Linked DNA regions of Mus musculus: region 2 is linked to region 1. A link is a loop called in an ENCODE intact Hi-C map of the cell type or tissue named here. Cell type or tissue: heart. All regions are shown on one strand. Each heading gives the region's core, and the rest is flanking DNA. Links, peaks and the distances in the headings are about the cores only.

Region 1 (8,000 bases), core at 1-8,000:
GCTTGTCCCAACCCCCCACCCACCCACCCATTGCCTGTTTCCACCCACCATTGCCTGTTCCTGCCCTCATTTCTAAGCTGCCTGTCTCTCTGACCCCCCCATCACTGCTGCTGTTACTCAGTGATTCAGAGATGTTTCTAGAACTCTAGCCTGGGTTTAGGAAACCACTCAAAGGTAGGGATCTCAGTCTGGGCTGCCCATGGCTGCATCCCAAGCTCCAAGAGGTACGTACTCAGTTTGTACCTAGGTTAGCACACCATCAAATCAGTTTGCAGTGTTTGGAGATGGCATGTATGCCGTTAATTATAATTAGAGACAGAATGGGTGTGTCTCAAACAGTCTTCTACTAGGAGAAGGTGACCAAAAGTAAAGTTGAACTGTTCCTGGAAGGAAGTGAAAGATTTCAGCTAGCAGATAGTGGGTGGAGTTAGGTTGGGGAACTGGGCATTCCAGACCAGGAAATGTGGGGCAAAAGCCATGGCTGGGAATGAGATAGTGGAAGCAATGACCATTTTGATGGCAGGCTGATGACATCATTAGAATGACATCGTTAGAGTGAGACAGGACAGTCTAAGAAGCCAGGCCTTACCCTTTGCTGTTGTATCCCATTGCCATTTGAGACAGAAGAGGACCCTGTGGCTAAACCTATGTGCTTAGCCTGGTCTTGACCAAGGCCACAATACCTTCAGTTTGATCAGCCACCCCCTGGTCAAACCTCCCTTCCCTGTTGTGCGGCCCCATCAGTGTAAAAGCAGCTTCAACATCTGAGCACACATTGTGGTTACCTGGGAGGTAGAAACACTAGCGTCCCAACCCCACCCTTGGTCCTGTGGTCTACAAGACCTTAGAAGATGAACTTTTAGCTAGCCTCTGAGGTGGTTTAGAGGCAGTTAGCCTGGTCAGAATTGCTGAAAGACTTTCAAGGAGTGTTGCCAAGTGTTACTTCTGTTTGGCCCAAAGTGTCATTCTGGGGGATTTTTGACTCTACCCATGACATCCATCCACATTGACTGAAAACGGAACTCTGCTGACTCTTCCATGGAACTGGGGGGTGGGGCTTAGAGAGAGGTTGTTGGGGTCCATGGTGGGGATTGTACAGCCGGAAGGTGAAGGTTCCATTTTGATTTGAGTATCTGAGATTGTTGGCTTGTTAAGGACACCTCATTTCCTTACAGTTAGTGGCAGCTGGTCCCACAAAAGCAAGGACCTAATAGTACCCAGTATAGGGTCTGCCATCTTGGGTGCTCATAGACAGTGTACCAGAGAACCTATGAAGTTTGTTATATGTGTCCTTGTCTGTCTTCTGTGTCTGCTGTAGTCATGAAGCTTGAACCAGATGTTACAGGCTTCCTCTCAGAAATGAGACAATGCTAAAAAGCAGATCTATTGAGCTTGATATTTGTGGAGCTCATGCTAGACTGTGGTGTTATTCTGAGACTCCAGTAAGCCACCTGGTCCAGATCTGCTGGCAAATGACTTCATATTCTTACACCCTTCAACCATCCTCAAACTGATATTGGTTACAGTCCAAGTACCAAGCTTGGCACTCAAGGGTTAGACAACCAGAGAAGTATCTGAACTGGCCTCTATAGTCACATTGAGTTAGACAATCAGAGAGGTGTCTGAACTGGTCTCTATAGTCTCATCAAGAGGGCATAGTGTGCTAGAGTCTGTTCCTTAATCACCTCAGGGTTGTCCCCAAACTCACACTGTTTCATGATCCAACATCCTGCCATTCTGGTGATATCCTGAGCCTGAGAAAGAATCAGGCTCTAACTCTGAGGGCCAGGGCTGTGGTATTCCAGTGGGTATGTGGAAAACACCTATGTAAACCTACTAGGCTTCTAGGCCCAGTGAGTTTCAAGTGGACAACGTAGAATTCACAGCTTACATGGTGATGGGGTGAGTGGACTTTTAAAATGAGGTTATTACTAATTCTTACCAAGAGTCAGACAGGTTTTTGAAAATCAGACCATAAGGCAGAATCTTCTAGACCTATGGTTCTTTACTTAAACTCATGGGCAATTGGCCTCCTTCTACCAACATCAAGGATTGCATAACCTGCCTACAGATAAATGACATCACCAGAAAAAAAATAACATATCCTTTCCTGGTTTAAAGAAGCACAATGTGCACATAAGACAGGAGACTGGTGATGTCAGACCTCAGGGGACTGGTGACATCAGACCTCAGGGGACTGGTGACATCAGACCTCAGGGGACTGGTGACATCAGACCTCAGGGGACTGGTGACATCAGACCTCAGGGGACTGGTTCCTGTTGAGAAGAATTGGGCTGACTGGGAAGAACAGAGGGTCTAAAGCGGGGTACCTGGACAGGAATGCTGAGTCTTCATTTGCTGTGCTGTTCTTGACAAGTTACATAGTCCCTCTGTGCCTTAATTTCTTTATCTTGAAAATAAGGATGATGTTAGCAGTAACCATCTTGGAGGGCTGTTGGGAAGAGTGAGTTAGTTAATATATTTAGAGTCCTGCGAACAATAACAAAGTGTCCTAGAATTAGTTCTTTATTCATTGATTCTATAAGGGGTCTGAGATCTGGACTATCCTGAAGAGAGGGAGAAAGACCAGGAGGAGGAGGTCACAGGCCCTGACAGGCAGCAAAGGGGTGACCAGAACGGAAGAAAGATGTTCAAGGGAGAGCAGGCAGTCTCCCTCTGTCCCTGTGCCAAGTGGGAGGGTGAGGGCCTTTTCATATCACTCTTAATTATATCTGTGGTACAGGATTTTGTGTGCTCGAGGCAAGCCCTCTAGCACTGAGGCAGACCCCCTTGGGCTCAGTTTACTCGTTTTTGTTTGTTTTGTTTTGTTTTGTTTTGTTTTTAGAGAAGTTTTAGGTTCACAGCAAAAGTTAGCAGAAGGCACAGAGGTTTCCCATGGATCCTGGGCCCAGCAAACACACACACACACACACACACACACACACACACACACACACACACACAGAGTTTCCCCTATTGTGAATATCCCTCAAGAGCAGTGAAGTTCTTATGGTGAATGAATATCCACAGATGCACCAGGATCACGCAAAGTCCACAGTTCACATCAAGGTTCACCTGAGTGTCACACATTCCACGAGTGTGGCCAAACGTCATGCAGAAGTTTCACTACTGTGAACATCTATTGTTTGTCTCGCCCTCCCCGGCCACCACCAACCTTTTTATTATTACGGTTTTGCCTTTCCCAGGGAATCACATAGTTGGGATGATAGCTAATTGATACTTATTTATTATTTATCGAAGGGTTCTTTATAGATGCCAAACACATCACTTTGTGTAAGCATTCTACTGTTGGGTCCAGGGTGGAAGCCAAGAAAATATACTTCAGATGTGGAAGCTTAAAAATGAAAGCTTTATTTTCTGAGTGCTCAGGAAGGTGGCCAGTTCAGGATCTGAACCGTAACCCTGAAGGGAGATTGTACAACATTTTTAAAGGATGGGAACACAAAGCAAGGGGGAGCTAGGAGCGATGCAGTGTTAGTTTGTGTCTTGCAATTGTATTTTGACATTATGGGTTAAGCAAGGGAGTACCCATGGAGACTGGGCCATATCCAGGGTACCTGGCTTCAAGGTCCTTAATTCATTCTCCTAGACATTGGGTCTGGAGCTCAGAGAGATGTGTGGAGAAAGGAGTAGGTCAGCCTCGTGCAGTTAATTAGGGCATAACAGGCAATTGATTATATGTTTTTACAACATAGGCACCTTGATTTAGATAACAGCAATTTCTGTATTCTTTACCAGTTAACAGAGCATTAAGAAAACATTTGGAGAAGTGGGATAGGTGTTCATTCCTAGGCCTGGGAACGTGAACTTGTTTGACCCTGTCAGCAGATGAAGAAGTTGTCCTTGAGAAACAGGTCAACTATAGGGAAGTCCCCAAGTCCTCTAGGGCCTGGGATCTTGAACTCAGTTTTTAAAAATGAAATGGTAGTACTTAGAGTAAGTTTCTTTTTCTTGTTCCCTATTGCACAGTAAACTATGAAGTGCATGGGCCATATGCTAGAGTTAGTCAGAAGGACCAAGTAACTTATCTTCTTTGACCAGATGGAACCAGGAATATTTCCCTTAGCCAGTGAGACAACAGAACTTTCTGGGCCAAAGAATCATAGTGAATGTGTTACCCAGGGCTTGTTCAGAAGTGACTGACAAGGCTAGGATTAGAGAAAGAATACTCACCTTGCTTTGCTTCAGAAAATCAGGAAGGAATTTGACCTTGTGGTTAACCTGTAAATGTTGGCAACAAGTTAACATTTTATTACTGCCAAGAGGATTTTGCATGTCTTTATTTTCCTTAGTTCTGGGGATTGGGTGTGGATCGGTTAGGAGTCTGCACCCGCCCATAGACTGCTGCCATCTAGTGTTTGCTTCTCAGAATTGCAGGCTCGGCCTGGAGAGAACCTATGGGTACTAGAGGCAGTCCAAACAACTGGCACCTCTTATGGTTCCCCTCTTCAGCCTGAGAAAAAAAGTCTATTTTAAAGTTTCGTTTTTGATTGACACATCTGCTTCTGTTGCTTTTGAAATATGAAATTGTTGTTAGCTTCCGTCATCACGCTGTGCGGCAGAGCATGGAGCTTAGGTCTCTTCTCACATTTAACATTATAAAAGTGGTTGGGTGTGGGAAGGTAAAGGCTCCCATATTTGGGCAACTTCTTTAAGGTGTGTAAGTCGGTGCTACCTGCCTAGCTTTATCTGCAGAGGGAACTTTAAAGCAGGTCTGGGGAAGCACGTCTTTAAGGAAATGATTGTTCGGCCCGAGAGTCTCTCCATCATTGAAGGCCTTTTCTGCCCCTCACTCACCTCACGCACATGCTAGACTGTGTGGTTGGTTCTGTCTACCCTGGTAAACAAAAACGTCAATGAATTGATGTCTTAGATGTTTTTGAATACTTTGAAATCTCAAAGCTCACCCCCAAAGGCTCACTTCATCCAACAAAGCCCTGCCTCCTCTTCCCAACAGCCCGCCAACTGGAATAGTCAAACATATGAGCCTATGGGGGGCCATTCCACCACATTCTACTCCCTGGTCCCCCACAAACTTGTGGGATCGTAATGCAAAATGCATCTAGTCTAACTGCAAAAGCCCTGGTAGTCTTTCAGTTTCAACACTGTTTAAAAGTCTAAAGTCTTCTGCTGAGACTCAAGGCAATCTCTTAAACTGTAACCATGTATGAAATTAAAAAAAAAAAAAGGCAGGCTGCATACTTCCAACATACAAGAGGACAGAATATACATTACAATTCAAAATGGGAGAAGAGAAGACACAGTGAGAAAAGACTGGGCCAGCGCAAGACTGAAAACTCACAGGGCAATCTCTGGGTCTTCTTGCTCCATGTCTAAAGTCAGAGGACTGAGATGGCGCCACCCCAGGGGTTCTCAACCTCCCTGATGCTGCAACCCTTTAATACAGTTCCTTATGTTGTGGGGACCCCCAACCATAACATTATTTTGTTGCTACTTCATAACTGTAATTTTGCTACAGCCATGAATATCTGGTATGCAGGGGATCTGATCTACAACCCCCAAGGGGGTCGCGACCCACAGGTTGAGAACCACTGCTCTATTCTTTTTCTGCTGACTGCACCATGCTTCTCCCTCTCGGGATGCTTCCACTCCCTGTATGTAGCTCTTCTTGGCAGGGTCTTATGGTTCCAGCACCTCCTTTGCGTTGGGATCGCCAGAGCAATCCAGGCTTAGCTTCACTCAGTAGCTTCATGTAGGGACTCCCTTGCCACACACCTGCCCTCAGGGGCTCTCCTCAACCATAGAGGAAGACTCCATGGTCCCTTTACTCATGTATCCATTCTGACTTGAAATCTAGGATCATGTGGATGACACTGCTATGTTTGACTGCCCATGTGGATAGAGCCTGGCCTGTTGAATCACATTTGCAAAAAAAAAAAAATTTCCTCTGTTATTGATTTATTACCAACCATGGGACAGAATCAATATTAGGCTGTCTTGGACTCTCCTCCACCAAGAAAACTATTCCAACACTTTTTAATTTAGCATCAGGCAGATTCTAAGGACAAGAGAAGTCAGCAGCCTCATATTTTGTTGTTGTTGTTGTTAAAATATCACAAGAATGATATAGAGCCGTGTGTCCAATAGTGATCTCCTCTGAAACCTCTTGAATGGCTCTTCCATGGTTCACATTGCTCTGAGCACTATTTTCTTCCAAGCCTGTGCTAGGATGGCCCATTAAGCCTTACTTAAAGGAGTCAACTGCTTTCCTAGCTAAAAGTTCCAAAGTCTTCCACATTCCTCCCCCAAAAACCAGCACGGTCAGGTGCATCATAACAGTACTGACTCCACTCTGGGTACCAACTTTTTTTTTTTCCTATTGCTGTGATAAAATGCCATGATCAAGACAATCTATAAAAGAAATCATTTAATTTGGGTCACAATTTCAAAGGGTTTATAGTTAAGTTAATGGTGGCAGAAGGAAGGAGCAGCTGACAGCTCACATTCTGATCCACTGGGAATGTTGAGAGTCTTCTGAAACCTCAAAGCCATCCCCCAACAAAGCCACACCTCCCAATCCTTCCCAAACAGGTCCACCAACTGGGGACCATTCTCATTCAAACCACCACACTTGGTAACTCACAAAGGACTAAATTCCCCTTTTTTTAGTTCTGTTCCAATATTTGTGCTGTTAAAACAAGGCCATTTGTGTAAGGGAAGCCAGTGTGTGCAGTTACCCAGGACATGTGTCATAGCTCACTCAGTCCTGGAGGGAATATGGACAACCACACTGACTAGAACAGTCCTGGGAAGGCTTGCTCTGAGGTTTTCTAGAAATGTCATAAGAAGCAGATAGCACTGGCTTGGGGGAACTTCTAAAGCTGCCATGACTGATCTTGGAGAACTTAACCACAGGGTGCTTTGGGTGGGTGATGAAGCACCCTAGACAGGCCCCTTAGAGCTCCTAGTTGAACCTGCTCCCGGAGCTATCATTCATCCTGTGATTTCACGTCTGCAGACCTGCCCTACAGAGGCTCATTCCTCTTTCCTGGCATCGCTATTTCCAAAACCCAGCAGAGAGAAGGGGCAGAAGGAAAGAGCCATGGCTCTGCGTTTTCCAAGTTCTCTCCTACTTAGGGACGTTTAGGGATGGGTAACTCCTTGTCAAGATGGGGCTTTCCTGGGTACACACTGTAGTGTACATCTCTAGATGCTGCTGTCAGCATGTGGAGCAACCAAAAGCACCTCCAGATGTAGATAAGGGTTTCAGGCTACAGGGGGATAGTGCCAAGTTGCCCCCATTTGAGGACACTTAGACCCATGCAAGGCACACTTGAAATGTGTTTAGGAAATAAAACACACAGCGTGACTGTAGATTTTCTTTTAGTTCAGTTTAGTTTTGAGACAGGGACCTTGTAACCCATGTTCACTCTATAGTTCAGGCTAGCCTTAGACTTTGACATTCCTGCCGCAGGCTGAGAGTCCAGGTAAAACCATATTCTTGGTTTCATCTCCTGGCTTCCGTTCATTTGATATGGTTTAAGACTTTCTACCCTTTTCTCTTGGCTTGGAAGTAGATAGAATAGAGGTATATTCCAATATCGTTAACTAGAATTTAATAATATCCCTCAAGTAGTCATGAACTGTCCCTACCACACTATCCTCAGTCGAATGTGTCCCTTTTTGATTGAATAAGAAAAAAAAAACTTTAATTTTTTTTTTTTTTTTTGCCTTACTCCATTCTATCCAGTGGTGTTTGAAACACATTCAATATGGAGGCTCCTGTCATGTTGTGTTCTCATTCTCATTCTTACTTTGTGTCACTTCTTTTCCTGTGTCAAACAGTGGAAACAAAACAAATGCAGACGATGGTCTGGTGTGTGTGTGTGTGTGTGTGTGTGTGTGTGTGTGTGTGTGTGTGTGTGTGAGGGGGGGATAAGGGAGAGGGAGAGAGAGGGGGGAACACGTGTCACAGTGTGTGAGGAGGTCAAAGTTCCTCAGGTTTGGTGGCAAGCACC
Region 2 (15,890 bases), core at 4,016-12,015, 180 kb before region 1:
TGGCTAATAGAAAGGTCTCAAAACCCACCACCACCCCCAGTGACACACTTTCTCCAACAGGCCACACTATTAGTGCCACTCCCTGGGCCAAGCATATTCAAACCACCACAACATCCATATGCAATGACTAAAACTGGGAGCATTTGTGAATCTTTATAGACAAGTCATTATTGGAGGCACCTGGACAGTTCACTCGAAGGAAAACAATGAGGGATATTTCTGCATCTGGAGCTCTACCATAAGGAAGAGGAAGCAGACTTTGGGGTCATTCTTGAGAGCAACAGAACCCATTGCCAGCTTGGGTATCTATGAAGCACTTGTGCATCTGGCGCTATGCTAAGTCCTTATACATGACTCTTTAAATGTCCTCTGACTCCTTCAATGATCCACTTAGCACTTAAAAACGTATATTCAATCTCCATGTGATTATTATATATTTTCTAGAGTTTCTCTTAAGACTATTGCCAGTTGTATTTTGTAACAGTTTGATACCATTCCAGATATGATTTTGTTTCTTGTGTTTGTTAAGACTGGCTTTGTATTCTAAAATATTTCTATTATGCAGAAAGTCATGTAAGCTACTGAAAAGAATGTAGTTGTTAGATGGACTATTTATATGTGACTCATCTCTACTGAGTCCACAGTGTAAATTAACTCTGCAGTTTCTTTGTTGGGTTTTGTCTAAATGACCTATATATTGATAACAAAGAACTACTACAGTCACCTACTACTACATGTATGGGCCTCTCTGTCCCATGATTCTTTACTAGAGTTTACGTTTTGAGCATGGCTCCACTAACATTCATTATGCATGTATCCATAATTGCAATATCTACTTGGTGTATCATTCCCTTTGCTTGTGTGTAGAGATTTGTGTCTCTTCTGGTGACTTTTGAGGGGTCTGCTATGATGGAGATGAACTTACCTGTTCCTGCTGGTCTGGGAGTTCCACTCCTCTGTAACATGACTTTTCCATCCTTTCCTTTCAATCTGCATGTGCCTCTGCTGGGGAGGTGTGTTTCTTTTTTGTTGTTGTTATTGGGTTTTGTTTGGTTTTTAAATTTATTTATTTATTTATTTATTTATTTATTTATTTATTTATTCATGTATATGAGTGTTCTATTAGCATGTATGCCTGAACAACAGAAGAGGCATCAGACAGAAGAGGAAATCAAATCCCATTAGAAAAGATTCGAACTGTGAGGACTTCTGGAAGAGAAGCCAGTTCTCTTAAACCACTGAGCCATCTCTCCAACCTGTGAGGTGTGTTTCTTGCAGGCAGCTGATCATCCAGTCTGATGCTTCATGTAAAGAGTGAGATCATGGCTTCTAACTGGAGAAGACAGACCATTTACACTGAATGATATACTTGTTATGTATTTATTCCTTTCATTTTGTTATTTCTCTATCGTTCAATCCTTTCTTGGCTTTTATTTGCACATTTAATGAGCTCACATTGGGATTTGTCCTTTCCTGTGCTTTGGTAGCCATGTCTCTACCTCCTCTACTTAAGACTCCTTTGAAGTCATCACATAGAATGACTTACTATGACATCTTGGAAGGTGCTTATCCTTCAGATCACCTCCAGAACAACTTTGTTGCTTTTAGAAATCCAGACTTAGCAGTTATTTCCTTTCAGAGCCGACACTAAGTCCATCACCCCAGACTCTCCTGGCCTTCTTAGAGTTTCCATGATGAACTCTCTGCTGTTCTGATGGGGTTACCTTTATAAGTAAGTTGGCATTTCCCAGCTTACAATAACCTTCCTTCAATATTTACTGTTACCCTTTAACATGGCCACATTTGCTTAGGATTACAAATGTCTCCTATACCCATACCTTTCCTTAGATTTTAGAAATTTTCTGCTTTTATTTCACTGAATACATTTTCTACGCCTTTAGTGTTCACTTTAGCACCTTCTTCTGTTCCAAAAAAAAAAAAATGTCTCTTATTCATGTCCCAGGGGTCTTGCCTGCTCACTTCATTATTTTCTTAATTATTGTCTACATGCTCTTATTTATCAACCTTGCCTTTAAGCTCTGACCTCTCTCTCTCTGTTCTGTGATTCATCTAGTCTGTTTGGAGTGTTTTCCCACTGAATTTTTTTATAATTTGACTTACTGTGCTTTTCATTTTGAAGAATCCTGTTGGATTCCTTTTCCAGATCTCTCTCTCTCTCTCCTCTCTCTCTCTGCCTCTCTCTGTGTCTCTGTCTCTGTCTCTCTCTCTCTTTCTTTCTTGCAAAATTCTCATTCATATCCTATGCTGTCTTCCTTAATTCATTTTGGCTATTTTTTTTTGTATTTTACTGGAATTCATTAGTTTTGGTTAGTATCAGTCTTCTGAGGTGGGCGTGGAGATATACAACAGTAATCCGAGCACTCAGGGAGAGACCACTGCTTCTTACCAGATTATGAATTTGAAGCCAGTCTGAGCTGCACAGTAAAAACCTATTCTCATACATCCCTTGCATAGCAAGCATGGGGGCCTGAGTTCTACCCAAAGCTCTTTAAATAAAACAAAATAAATAAAAACATTCTTGAGTTCGTTCTATAACCCTTAACCCATTTCAGTGTCTTTGGAGTCAGTTGATGGAATTCTGAACTTTGGGAGGAGTTGTGCCCCCATGTTTTCATGTTTCCTCTATGTTCATGTTAGAAAATACATACAATAGATTCCTGGTGGGCTGGTATCTCTTCCACTTCTAAGCAAGAGCCATTTTAGATGCCAGCCATCTCTTAATGATGTGTGCTGGCATATCATGCTGTCATGTTGAATATGTCAGGTGCATTTGGACTCCATAGTGTGTCACTCCTGTGATGTCTTCACTAGGGAGGTCACTATGTTCCCTTACTCTGCACTGTGTTGGTGCTTGAGTTTCCTGCTGTCCCTGTAGATTTCACAAGAGCAGAGGCTTTTCTCCTAGATCAGGAAGATGTGCTGTAAGTGTGGGCTGTGCTCTGTCCTTAGTCCTCTAGACTTGTACATAATATACAGTACAAAGGGCCATGATCCCTCCTAAGTAGGGTATCTATTCCTTTTCATGTTTCTCTCTACTGTTGCTCTAGGAATTGTTAAGGTTGTGTCTTTTACTGACTATTGTAATGCTAAGCAAGGGGCCCCCAAGACCTGGAGTCTAGAGTAGGCCCTGTGACCCTGCCCCCAAGATAATTCTGATTGGTAAATAAAGATGCCAATGGACAATAACTGGGCAGAAGAGACATAGGTGGGGGTTTGTGGGCTTGACGGGAAGAGGAGGACCATGAGGAAAGAGAGTGCAGGAGGAGGAGGGAGAAGCACTAAGGGTTAAGAGTCAAGATAACCTGGCCCCGAGGGCTGCCTAATTAGAGCTAAGAGTCTCCCAGATGAAATAGAGTAATAACTTGGAGTTTTAGATAGTAAGTAGATTCTATCACCATGGAGGGTAGATATCTGTCCAGCTCTTGTTTGTTTAAAGGCTTATTGTAAATAGAAAGCTGTGAGTGTGTCATCTGGGAACTTAAATAACTAAGGCAGGGTAGAAACCTGGGGCCAGATTTCTACAACAATTACTACAAGGAGGGATGGATGTGCAAGAGTGTGTCTCCACCCCACTCCTTCCTGTGCCTACTGAAGCTGGTTTACTCCCTTAGGGTTTTTAATCTCCCATATCTTTGGATTCCAGTGTTCACTGAAGTTTAATGAGGGGAAGGCTGTGTACTGAGCAAGATATACTGATTCTTAGCTAAACTGTGGGAAAGCTGTTTCTATGTAAAATAATTTAGGCTTGGCATTAGATAATCATCAACAGGCTTCTAATTTATATTTGGGGGCTGAATGGGATGCCCCTTGGTGCTCATCCACCATTCAGGCTCCAGTCATCCAAAGAAAACGCTGTGCTCTCTGCTTGCTTAAAGCAAAATTGCTGCTTCAGGATTATAGAGTGCTTACCATTGAAAGTCACTAGCCGAGGACCTCAGAACCACATGTCTCTTATAAACTCATCCTCCATCCACTTCATCCCCTCCTGCCACATTTGATTTGTGGCCACTTTCACTGCAGGAAATGTTTACTGGTGGCCTAGACTCTGGAAGATGTTCCATGATATACACATCTGTCCTGTGTTCAGGTCTTCTGTCAAGGGCTAGGGATTGGTGAGGTCTCAAGTTGTCATGGAGATGAACTTCAACCTTCTGCATAACCCTGATCAGCTACCTCCAATCTTTGGCATTCACATTTGTGCAAGTGTGTGCAGGTGAAGGTGCATGTTGGAGCTCAGAGAGCAACACCAGACATCTTCCTCAGTTGCTCCCCACTTTTTTGAGACAGTCTCAAACTGAACCTCCACTTTACCAATTTGACTAGACTGGCCAGCCAATAAGCCTCAGGGATCTTCCCGTCTTCAAATCCCCAGCGCTGCACCATGCCTGGGTTTTACATGGGTGCTTGGAATCCAAACTCAGCTCCTCACGTTTATACATCCAGCAACTGAGCTGTCTCTCCAGGCTGTCAGCCACCTCAGATCTCCATCTTCTACAAGGAGCTTAAGGAAAAGGCTACACAAGTGGAGCTGTCATGTGACTGTTTTCTTCATCCTTAGCTCTCACTCACCTATCTGTAGGTCACCTTGATGTTCTTAATCCCAGTTTAGCCAAACACCCACTGCTAAGGACGCAAAGATTCCTAAACCTGGTCTTGTCTAATAGGTGAGATTAAGCAATGAAGTGTGTGTAACCAGAATACACAAAAGCAGAAGCTCTAGCAGAGTAGAGGACATAACATCCGAGCTGGGTTTAAAGGAACAGTTAGGAACCAAGCAAGGAAGGGAAGAACAACCCAAGCAAGGGACAAGCATATAGAAGGACAAGAGCATTGAGTGAAGGGCAACTGTCTGAGAATGGGAAGGGAACAGGGGAAGAGGAAGGGTTGAGAGAGCTCCTAGCCTTCAGTCCACAGAAGAGGTGAAGATGATGATGGAGTTAATTTCTGAAATGAGACCCTCAAGGCTATTCTCTTTTCTCTATTTATCAAGAAAAAAGCAAATCTGAAGTCACAGGCTTCATTCTACACTGGCCTCCACAGCAGCTTCCTGAAGCCCCCAAAGACTGCAGCCTAGACAGCCTGATCCTGTCTCTGAGCTCTTCCCAAAGCTGCAGCTTTCAAAGGGTTCTTGGTTGTCAACCTGAGGAAGAAATGTGTTCTGTGTGGTGCCCTGGAAATATGGCCACAAAATAAAAATTGATAATTTCCAGGAAAACATACTTTCATTACTAAAATTAATTTTGATGTGTTGTTTTCTGTTCTACTAGGAAGGATGGGAGGGAGAGAATAAGGGAAAGAAGGAAAAAACCATACCAAGAAAGCCAAAAGTAAAACACCAAAAATACTCTAACCGTGAGACATTAACTGCTTGAAACCCAACATAGTGATTTGTCATGGCCTCTGCCCTACTTAAAGCCTAACTCCCAAGACTCTAGGACCTCATCCAAACAGCCAGCCTTAGGAAAGACAAATGATGTTATAACAGCTACTGGTAATGAGAAAGCAAGCTGCCTTCCTTTTATCTGTTCAAATAGACCCTGCACAGATGGTCCAGGAAAGGCAGTCATGTAACTTAATTGCAAGAAAGGATCCCTTCCCTACATGGATTCCTTCCCTGTAACGATCCACTCCTACAAGGTCCCCTTCCCCATAGAGATCCCTTCACTATAAGAACGCCTTGCTATAATGAGTGATTCTTTCTCTGAGAATTTGCTCACTGTGCGTCTGTCTACAGTGTCTATTCTTTATTAAAACTTTTATTTATGTCAATTCTGGGCAGAAAATACTTTTCCTCTATGACTATGGCTTTTCATTTCCAGCACGACAGAAGGAAAAGAAAGAAAAAGAAGCTGAGTGGGACCACAGAGTTGGTCTCACCACCCAGTGAGTCACAACTCGGTCTGAGAAACCCTGACTGGGGATTTGTGGCTTAGTTTAGATGAGCCAGAAAGCTGTACTGTGCGGAGACTAAAAATATAGACTTTGGGAACAAGCTGCAAATTCAAGACCTCTTCTCCCACTTACTATGTGTGGGAATTTGGGCAATCTATTTATGCTTTCTATGCCTCAGTTTCTTGTTCTGGCTAATGGGATGACAGCAGCAGCTTTCTCCTACAGTTGGTACAAAGAATGAAGCCCCATTTGTGGGAAGTCTAGAAAATAGGCATCTAATAGGTACTGCCTAAAAGTATGAGCTGCCAGGAACATCACCACTACCATCTTTGCCACCATCACCATCAGCATCATCACATCATTGTCACCACCACTATCATCATCATCACCGTCACCTTCACCATCACTGCCACCTTTGTTCTTCCAGCTATTCTACCCTAAACTGACGCTCACTTATAGCAGCACTGCCAAGAGAATATTAAGGCAACCGTAAAGAGTTTGTATACAAAGCTAAACAAAAACACATTAAGGCAAGTTGTGGAGATGCCCTGGGATCTGGCTCATAAAGACTCCACCTCACTCCTGCTTGCAGAAGAGAGTCAGAAGGGCTGTCCTCTGAAGCCCTGGCCTAGAGTCCTAGAGAGCATGGCCCTTCTGCTTTCTTCTAACAAATGAAATTTCCTCACTGGAGTTCTGTGATCTGTCTAGACTCCAAGCCCTTGGTGAGGGTTTCTGCTATATCTGAATGGCGCTGTTCCCTCAAAAGTCATATATTAGACTTCATCCCCCATAATACCAGGTGGTGGAGCATTTAGGAGGTGATTGGGTCAGAGGTCTCTCCCCTCACAGATGGGGCAAATAATAAACCAGGCCTATGGACCCCTGTCATACTTTTACCACAAGAGGACACAGCAAGAAGGTACTGTGTGTTTTCTTAACAGAAAGCAGACATCTTGATCTTAGCCTTCCCACCTTGGGAACTGTAAGCAGTAGATCCCTGTCATTCATACATTACCCTGCCTAAGGTATTTTGTTATAGCAGCTACACAGGCTAAGAATGTCCTTCTTATAATGAATCCTTGGGACTGTACTAGGATGTGAGTCTACAGATAGGAAAGACAGCATCTCTTTTCTCATCAGCTCGGTGGCCTCCAGCCACCAAGGGACAGCCCACAAAAGGAGTTTAAAAGGAGAAAGAGAGGCAAAGCTCTCATCATTCCAGTGTCTAGCATGAACCAGCACACCGGATACCTAGATGGAAACATTAAAAGGTACCTGCCATCCGATAGGTGGGAAGCCAAACTTTTAAAACACTCTACCCATCTGCAAAGAGCCAATATGGGAAATAAAAACACTGGAGACTGGAAGTAAATGTTTCATTGGTCATGATGATCAAAAGATGACAATGAACAGACGCACACAGACCTTATCCCACCCGCTGCAGGGCAGGTCTCACTCCATCCAGACGGGCTTGTCCTGCTGGCCCTGCAGCCACCACCCCGCCAGGACTCTGCCCTTCACTCTGAACTTCTACCCCAGTTCTCATCTTCTCTCCACTCGGAACCTGGAGGCCGGATGTCCAGGCAGAGCCATGAAAAGCGGGGGCCTTGGCCCAAGTCTGCAGTCAGTGGACAGTGTCACAATGTCCTTGGGCTCATCTTCACCTCCCTCTTCCACACGCTCACTGTCCCCTCTCCCACCCCATCATTGTTCCCCAGAAACAAATAGGATGGCTTCACTGGTCAATCTTTTACATGTACAAACACCAAAAGCAGAGGAAACGCCCCTTGGCCACCCCCCTCCCCCCGAACCCCAGTGCTGGGAGAGCAGCCAGCAGCCGAGGCTGCTGGAACCAGGTTGCTACGGGAGCTGTCCGGCTGTCCTGGAAACTTCCTTGGCCTCTGGGCTTTACCTGGAGGCCTCTTCCTTCAGCTCCTTGTTTTTCCGCACCTCCTCTGCGTGCTTGTCCTGGGGAGGAAGGGAGGGACAAAGGCGGGTCACACAAGGCTGCCAGGGGAGGACAAAGGGCAAGAGAATGGAACGCAAAAGATGGTCACCACGGGCAGAGCAGAGCTGTCAGCGAAGGTATCCTAAGGGGAGGAAGGAGGCGAGTAAGACGCGGGACACAGGTGTGTAAGGCACAGAGTGCACGAACTGGTGAGTCCCCACGTCCTGCAGGGGACCCACCTCACAGTGACCCCAAGATACCCTAGGCCCTCTCTATCTCTACTGGTCATTCTGGTGCTCAAAATGGTCACTTGACTAAACATAAGGGGCTGCTTAGGACAGCCAGCTTAGAAGGAACGGGAAAAGAATGAGTCCGTTGCCAGCATCCCTGACACACCACAGATGTGTTGTTTCTCTCCCATCTCTCTAGCGTCGTCTTAAATCTCTGACTGAAGGAGGAGGACCCTTGAGTTACATACTGACAGAGAACTGTTGGGAAATAGTGCTTGACTCCAGACAGTGGGCTCCCTTACATGTGTTGGAAGACAACCTTCATTTGCTTTGTAGCATATTTCAGCCAAAAGACTAGATCTTCCTTCCCACCCCCAGCCAGCTGTGTGACCTTAACTGACTGTCTTATCTAACTGGGACTCAACTTCTTGGACCTTTCCAGAGGGACTAGAATGGGCAGCTGGCTCAGCTCTGAAACTGTGTGACAAGTGTCCACTCATGGGACCATGCCACACCTGCCTCCATGTGATTCCAGATCACTAAATAAATATCTGTGTCCTTGTAGGCTGGGAGCATATATGTGTTTTTCTTCTTTATGTTTCCCAGTCCCTATTGTGAGAAACAAAAGGTACCCAATGATCCCCCTCCCAGATTCCAGTGTTGTCACAACGAGTTGACAGATTAACCTGGAATAGAGCCACTGAGGCCACCCAGGTTCCTAAGATACACCCTCACCCACAGTTAGTCTTTCCAGGAGCCCTTAGAAATTCCGACAGGCTAAAAGCAAGGAGCAGTATGTCTGGTTCTCAAACTATGGTATCTATCACATGACCTGGAGTCCACACAGAGTCAGACCTTACCCCTAGAAAGTCAGGCAGTAAGTCTGGAATGGGGTTTTTAGGCCTAGGAATTCTGGTCATGACCTACAACACAAGAGCTAGCATGGACAACATTGTTGATGTTGAAGGTATCCCAGGTCTGGGGACAGAGGTGTGAGGGAGAGAGGAAAACATATACCTAGCTCTCAATCTTGCCTCCTGCCTCCTGCCTCCTGCCTCCTGCCTCCTGCCTCCTGCCTCCTGCTTCCTCCAGTGAGTAATTATGAGTGGAGATCAGGTCTCAGAGGAAAACTGTCCTCTCAGATATCTGATCTGGCATCTTGATTCTTAGCTTCTACCTGATGTACACAGCTGACATTCCACACACAACCTTGCCACTCTACCTCTGCCTCCATCTCTGGTTTCAAGTGAGTTGGCTATGCAGAGCCCTGGGTTTCTGGCCTCTGGCCTCTGGTCTCCAGAAATCCCTTGATGAGAAAAAGCTAGTGAGAAAATACTGGGATGTTGCCTCTGAGCCAGGCAAGAAAGCAGTCACTTGGACAAGAGGCCAGGGCCAGCTTCACTGTTCGTATACCATGGAGATCTCTGTGAATCATTTGACCTCTGGAATGGTTTCCTTGTCTGAACTAAGAATGTTTGCCTTGTAAACTTTCGATAACCATGTTATGATAAAAATGAAAGTGTTTTATAAACAAATGTTCAAGTGCTCCAATACAGTCTAGCTTTGTGATATGTTTTAACCTGGGTCTATAAGCCCATAACCTCTCCCATCCAAACTGTGGTTTCCTCAAGAATTTGCCTTGGGGTTGGGGATGTGGTTCTGTTAGCAGCTGCCTACCTTGCATGCACAAAGCCCTGGGTTTAAGCCCCACACCTGCATAGAACCTACATAGAACAGGCTGGGCAGGCTACAATCCCTGCACTTGGAGGTGAAGGCAAAATGATAAGAATTTCAAGGCTATCCTCGGCTACATAGCCAATTCGAGGCCAGCCTGGAATACATGAGACCCAGTATTAAAAAGTAAAGGCAATCTTAAATTTTCCTACAATATCTCTCATTAACTGGAGAAGCCCAAGGTCATGCTCGGATTGTGACCCTCCTCTAAGGCACTCAGTGGAGAAAGAAGCCATGCTGTCCTTCGTGGAATTGAACATCAGAGCATGGGGCTGCCACCTACTGGCCAGCCTGTGCAGCTCACATGCCTGGATGAAGCCAGATCTTTCTGGTAACTGTTGCCAAGGGCCTGAGGTTCTAGGTGGGTAGGCGGGAAGGAATAAGGACCACGCTGCTCACCATGGGACGAGGCCACCGATCGGTCCCGGGAGTCACCGCGCAGCAGGCGGCTCCTGGAAATAAAACACAGAGCTAAAGCTTCCCAGGAGCTGCAGGAGAAACTGAGGCAGCCTGGGACTCAGGGAATGAGGCCAGCATGTCTTCCAAAGAATGACACGGAAGACCAACCTCAGTCTCTCACACCGCTCATAGGCAGGTGACATTTGAGTTATTGACAAAGGCAGACTATTGAGGAAAACCTACTACTCTCTGCCCTTATGAGGAGTTCTGGGGAGAATTCTGTATCCTGCTGTTCTGGCAACCAAGCTTGTAAACCTGGCTCAGAGTCATGTTCAAGTTAGCATCTTTCATTAACCCAAATCTGCCCATTCAACGATAAGCCAGAAGTGTGTAGACATGTGCCTTTCCTGAGATACTTGCACTGGACAGGTTTTCTCTAGAAAAGAAGGCTGTGAGCTGGCTCCTGAGACAGTGAGTAATTTCTGTTGTAAAACCCTAGAAGATCCCCAGAGGCCACCCCAGAGTGTGATGTGAGCTTCCTGCCTATGACTTCCCAAATCATCCCCTTAGAACAATGAGGACCCTGCCTGGGAGAAGCATTTCCATTCCTGCAGAGGCTACTTCCACCAGAGTGGTGTGTAGGTCACACGTTCTTGCCACGGAAGGAGCCTCCTGCCAATCCAGCATGGATTACCTTCTCTTGCAGCCGCTCCAACATGGCAGCCAGATGGGCCTCCCGGTTCTCCTTATTGGACTCCATCTTCTGGGCCAGCTTCTCTTTTGCCATCTTGATGAAGTTATTGTTTTCTTCGATAGCTTTCTGGATCACCTCTCGCTCGTGCTCTCGTTTCTCCGCGAGGTGTTTCAGGAGTTCAGCTTCCTGGTACTAGGGCAACACAAGAAAGAGGAAGACCCTTTAGGTTGAACTTCTACCATCACAGCTTAACAGTGCCACACTCGGATGAGATGCATCCCTGAACCTGGTCCTCTTTCACAGAAGCAGAGAGCTCAGACCACCTGCAAAGCTTTCCATCATCTTTGACTTTAGTGGCCCTTTCCTAAATAGCTTCTGGATCTCTTCTCTCATTTTCCTCATCCATTCTTCCGCTCATTCATTCACAAGTACTAAGTGATCTTATATGAACTTCAAGACCCTCACAACTCCAGACACCAGGAAAAGGAGAAAGTTAGCCTAGTAGAAGTAAACATGCATATTAATAAATAACAGAACTCAGATGTGTGTGTGATAAATGCCATGGATATAAAGGGAGGGACCACCCAATTAAATGGAGAAAGCTATTTTTTTTTCTTTTACCTTGAAAGATGAAGAAAGGCTCACATTAAAATGCATCTGAGCTGAGGAGCGAGAATCAATGGGGAAGAAGGAAGCTGCATACAAAGCCAGCTCTGAGAGGACTATGACACTTTAGCCATTAGCCAAACTATAAGCTCACCCAGTGTATACTCATAGTTTTGTCTCCTTCAGGTGGTGTCTTAGTCTGCACCAGTGGTTCTCAACATGTGGGGGTGCATATAAGATAGTTGCATACAATCCATAACAGTAGCAACATTATAATTATGAAGATATGAAGAGCAATGGGGTACAGTTATGGTGTGGGGGCGGTAATCATAACATGAGGAACTGTATTAAAGGGTTGCAGCACTAGGAAGACTGAGAATTCCTGGTCTATGCCCAGGGCTCGGGAGGTGCTCTCTAAATATCCTTCCCACTCCCATTGGGATGGGACAAAGAGTTATGGGGCTGCACGTCCTGCTCACGATGAGACGGGAGAAAGAGACATGCAGCTGCTAACCTTCCTTCGCTCCTCTGCTGCTTCTAGCTTCTTCTGAATCTCTTCTAATGATGGGTCTCGCCGTCTTGGGAGGGAGGCATTAAACTCAGGCACCCCGTCAAAGGAAGGTGGCTTCAAGATGACTTCAAAGGACTGGCCCGAGGTGCACTTGTTCAGCTCGATGACTTCCATATCAGAGATGACGCACCAGTTCAGGTCTACTGTATCTGCTGTGGAGGGCAGAGTTGGGGCTGCTCACCTTCTGAGGAGCAGCTGGGGCCCCAACAAGCATGCGAACATGCACACAGACACAGGGAAGCTGGGAGTCCCAAGGCACACCAATGACTAGGGGGCTGGTTGATCCTGAATATTGGATCCTAAGGTCAGTGACTTTGACAGAGTAAGGTTTGAGGATTCCCTAGGCAAGGATCCCAGGAGCTGTGATTTGTGATAACAGTCACAGCAACACCACCTGCTGTTGTTCCTTGCTGATGACAGACAACCAGTTCATTTCACCCACCCTCACCCCAGCCCCTCCTTGCCCTGTCCCTCTGATGGCCTGTGGACCTCACCCCTGGCTCCGGCCTACCCTGTTCTCTTCTTTCTCTCCAGTCAGCACTGCCTTTCCGCTGGCTTTGACCTTTCCTCCTACACTGTCTCCCACACCAGCCTAAATGGAAAAAACAGTCTCAGGTCATCCAAACACCCATCTCTCTTATTGACAGACCAAACCCATCCCTTCCTTGCAAAGAGAAATGAAGAGATGACCTATCTGTCCCCTGACCACTCCTCCTGAGAGCATGGCAATCCAGTACCCTCTGATAGGTCTTGAGACTCAGACAGCACCACTGTCACCATCCAGGCTGGAAGTGCTTGCCTGGGCCTTGGGCCTGTCTGGGAGCATCTCTATCTGTCCCTAGAAGCCCTGGTGAATACACCAAGTTTTCTTTTCTGTTCTGTGTCTCCATGAACAGAATCTCAGAACCTGTGTCTGGCTTATCCTGGCATCCTCTGCGGCGTCAAGGAATGTGCAAAAGGGACTCTAGGAGCGAGTGCTCCAGGATGACCCAATCCAGATCCCCAGTGGCTGCCTGGCATCCAGACCACATCCCCTGGGCTCAGACCCCTCGGGCTCTGGGAAAGAAGACACACTATGACTAGGACAGTTTTATGAGATAGGAGTCAATGGGGGGACACCCACAAACACAGGACACAGAAGCTTCCACCCTTTCCTATCCCAGCCGAGCCCCCACTTACCTTCATATTTGTAGGATGATTTATTCAGGGGATCAGACAAGAAGCAAGAGCAGAACAGAGACACTAGTGGGAGTTCCTTCATCTTCTCCTTATAGGCTACAAGAGAGTGCATCAGTGACGATGGGTCCATCAGTCCCAGAAAACAGCACTTCTGTGAGTCAGCTCAGACTTTCTGGCTCCCAAGCCTGGGCCACCTCACACTTGAAATTTGACATTCTCACTCACCCAAATGACTCTATCCTCTGTTACTACCAAATGCTAAATACTCTCAAGTAAAGATCCCAAGAGCAGCCCTGACCCTGTCCCTCCATCTCCTACTCCCACTCAAGGATAAACCAAGGCTTTGATACTAGCTTGTAGGAAATCTATACTTCATTCTTGTGAAAGTACTTGAAATTTCTGCCTAAGGGGTAAACATATTAATAGAGAGACTTCATTGCTACTCTCCTTAAAGTCCAGGCCCACTGTAGAAGGGGTCAGGGTGGAAGTCTCCTCAAATCTTCCCAGCATAGGCATCAAACCAGGGAGAAGCTGTCCACAGAGTAGAAATGTACTCTTGACATGATTGAGTCTTTCTGGAGGTCACAGGTCATCATGGGGGCCTCTGCAGCTCTATCCCCATTGCACCGTGTTTTATTTATAATATAAAAGACTCCCTCAGTACATAGCCCAGTGTTCATTTTCTCTTATAAACTTGAAGGCATAGTTCCAACACTATTACAAAGGCATTGTTTTAAAATTAAATAATACACATGGAGCAAATGAGAAAGAAGAATTCAATTGTGATCCCACCCACCACTCATAAATGACTTTGCCTCTTGGTTTCTCTACCCTTTCTTTCTGTGCATTTATACATGCACACATACCTAGAGAAAGAGGGCTGGAGAGCTGGTAAAATATTTGCCTGCAAACACAAGTTCTGAGGCTCAGCATTCACATGGAAAAGCCACTGAGGAGGCAGGAATAAGAAGATCCCTGGCACTAACAGGCCGGTCAGCCTTATCCACATGCTTCAATCCAATGAGAGACCCTTTCTTTTAAAAAGGAAGACAGAGGAATCCGGAGAAAGGACATCTGAGGTTGTCCTCTGATTTCTACATGCATTTGAACACACGTGTAGGCCATGCACATATGTGTGTGTGTCACACATACACATGCACCTTAGTATACACATGAAGAGGGGGGTGGGGATGGCTTCTGTTATGGTGTCCATCACTGACTGGTGCATGTACCTACCTGCAAGAGTCATGTTGGCTGGAATCTGGTGGCTGAATTGACCAAAAGTCACAGGGGAGTGTTTATCACCAGCTCAGAACTGGATCACAGCCCTAAGAAAGAGAGAATAGTTTACATTGACAGGCTCTTACTATAAAGATTGTCTTTTTAAGCACTGAAGGAATCTTGGGGATACGGCATCTGCTATGACCTATAGGCCCTCTCCTCTCCAACATTCACTTTCCCCTTCTCCTCCTCCACATCTACCCAGGCAGGTTCAGATCACACAATGATCCCTTTCACAATTTACTTGAGGCACTGGACATAGAAATATGAGTTTCCCCAACTTTATTTCTAAGGGGTGTTTATCTGTCCCCCTGGGCAGTGTAATAGCCTGGCTCAAGGTCAGGGTGAAGGTGAGAGGCAAGGCCTCAGTCAAATTAGTCTGGAAATGTTTATAAATTAAATAGCTGTCTAAACTTCTCCACCCCAGACCTCCCTCCAGCCAACTCTGACAGGAGGCCAGTAGGAAACCCACTTTGAGATACCCTTCTACTTCATCCTCTAGGAACCACCAGCTTGGCTCCTTGGATCCACTGAAAATGACCCTGGACCATAAGAGGAGACACACACACACACACACACACACACACACACACACACGCACACACACACGCACATGGAGATATACCATCATAAATAATTACGTTAGTGCAGAGACATACATGGGCATGTGGGGCCATCTTAGGACTAGAGACAAGAATCTCTCCTCAACAAAAGGCTGAGGGGCCTAAGGGGTCCCTGAAATGAGCCTTAAAAGATGAGACAAGGAGGAGAGCTGCCAAGTACACCCTGCATGGAAGCAGGGATTGCTCTTAAGCTGGTTGGAGCTAGACCTGGATATGGCAAGAGAGGAGAGGACCAAAAAGAGATAGGAAGCTCAAGAGAGGAGCATTTGTGAGTACTTAGGAGAGGGGAGGGGACAGGGCTTCACTGACAGCCAGTATTGAGTGCTTGGCATAAAGACCGCTTAATGCTTGGCCACCTTTGATGGTCACTGTGCCAATAGAGAGTGATATGAGCCAGGAGGCTACTACTACTTTGTTCTCAGGAAGATGAGATCCCTGTCTTTATATAGCGAGTATGTCTGCCCTCTGAGGGTCATGTAGATAGGAGCTCCTGGGCCAGCAGTGGGCTCAGTTCCAGCCTCAAAACTAGACTAGTGCAGAGTTGATGCTAGGTGATATCTCACCCCATTACTGGTCATGTGGCATACCCAGACCTGTGCTTCTAGTCTTCATTCTGCAGAGAGCTGCACCTGTGAAATGGGACAAGTTCTGGTCCAGCATCCAGGAAACACCCTCCCTCTACCCCCTGCATCAGGGTTGTTTTTGCCGCCCT

What was found. Peaks named below come from ENCODE experiments on the same cell type or tissue, not always from the same donor. Only the 100,000 strongest peaks of a DNase experiment are listed, where the experiment ranks them.
Region 2: it touches region 1 in a loop (2.1-fold over the local background); 3 of 42 quality-filtered maps call a loop at or near these places.

What each region holds. Positions count from the first base shown.
Region 1 is chr14:66,179,236-66,187,235 of GRCm38, reverse strand. The region is part of intron 5 of Ptk2b (PTK2 protein tyrosine kinase 2 beta); the gene reads left to right. It overlaps Gm52098 (a long non-coding RNA gene), which reads right to left. Exons shown (of 4, transcript XR_003951030.1): 2 at 4,195-4,242; 3 at 2,331-2,452. Among named protein-coding and RNA genes, the nearest start is that of Gm52098, 4.7 kb to the right of the region's middle. In heart, for the core only: a CTCF peak has its summit at 4,376 (motif pointing left); a DNase peak (open chromatin) is centred at 4,385.
Region 2 is chr14:66,353,066-66,368,955 of GRCm38, reverse strand. It overlaps Stmn4 (stathmin-like 4), which reads right to left. Exons shown (of 6, transcript NM_019675.3): 2 at 14,511-14,602; 3 at 13,275-13,370; 4 at 12,039-12,247; 5 at 10,919-11,110; 6 at 7,276-7,881. The coding sequence starts at 14,523. The coding sequence ends at 7,822. Among named protein-coding and RNA genes, the nearest start is that of Stmn4, 17 kb to the right of the region's middle. In heart, for the core only: a CTCF peak has its summit at 10,111 (motif pointing left); a DNase peak (open chromatin) is centred at 8,435.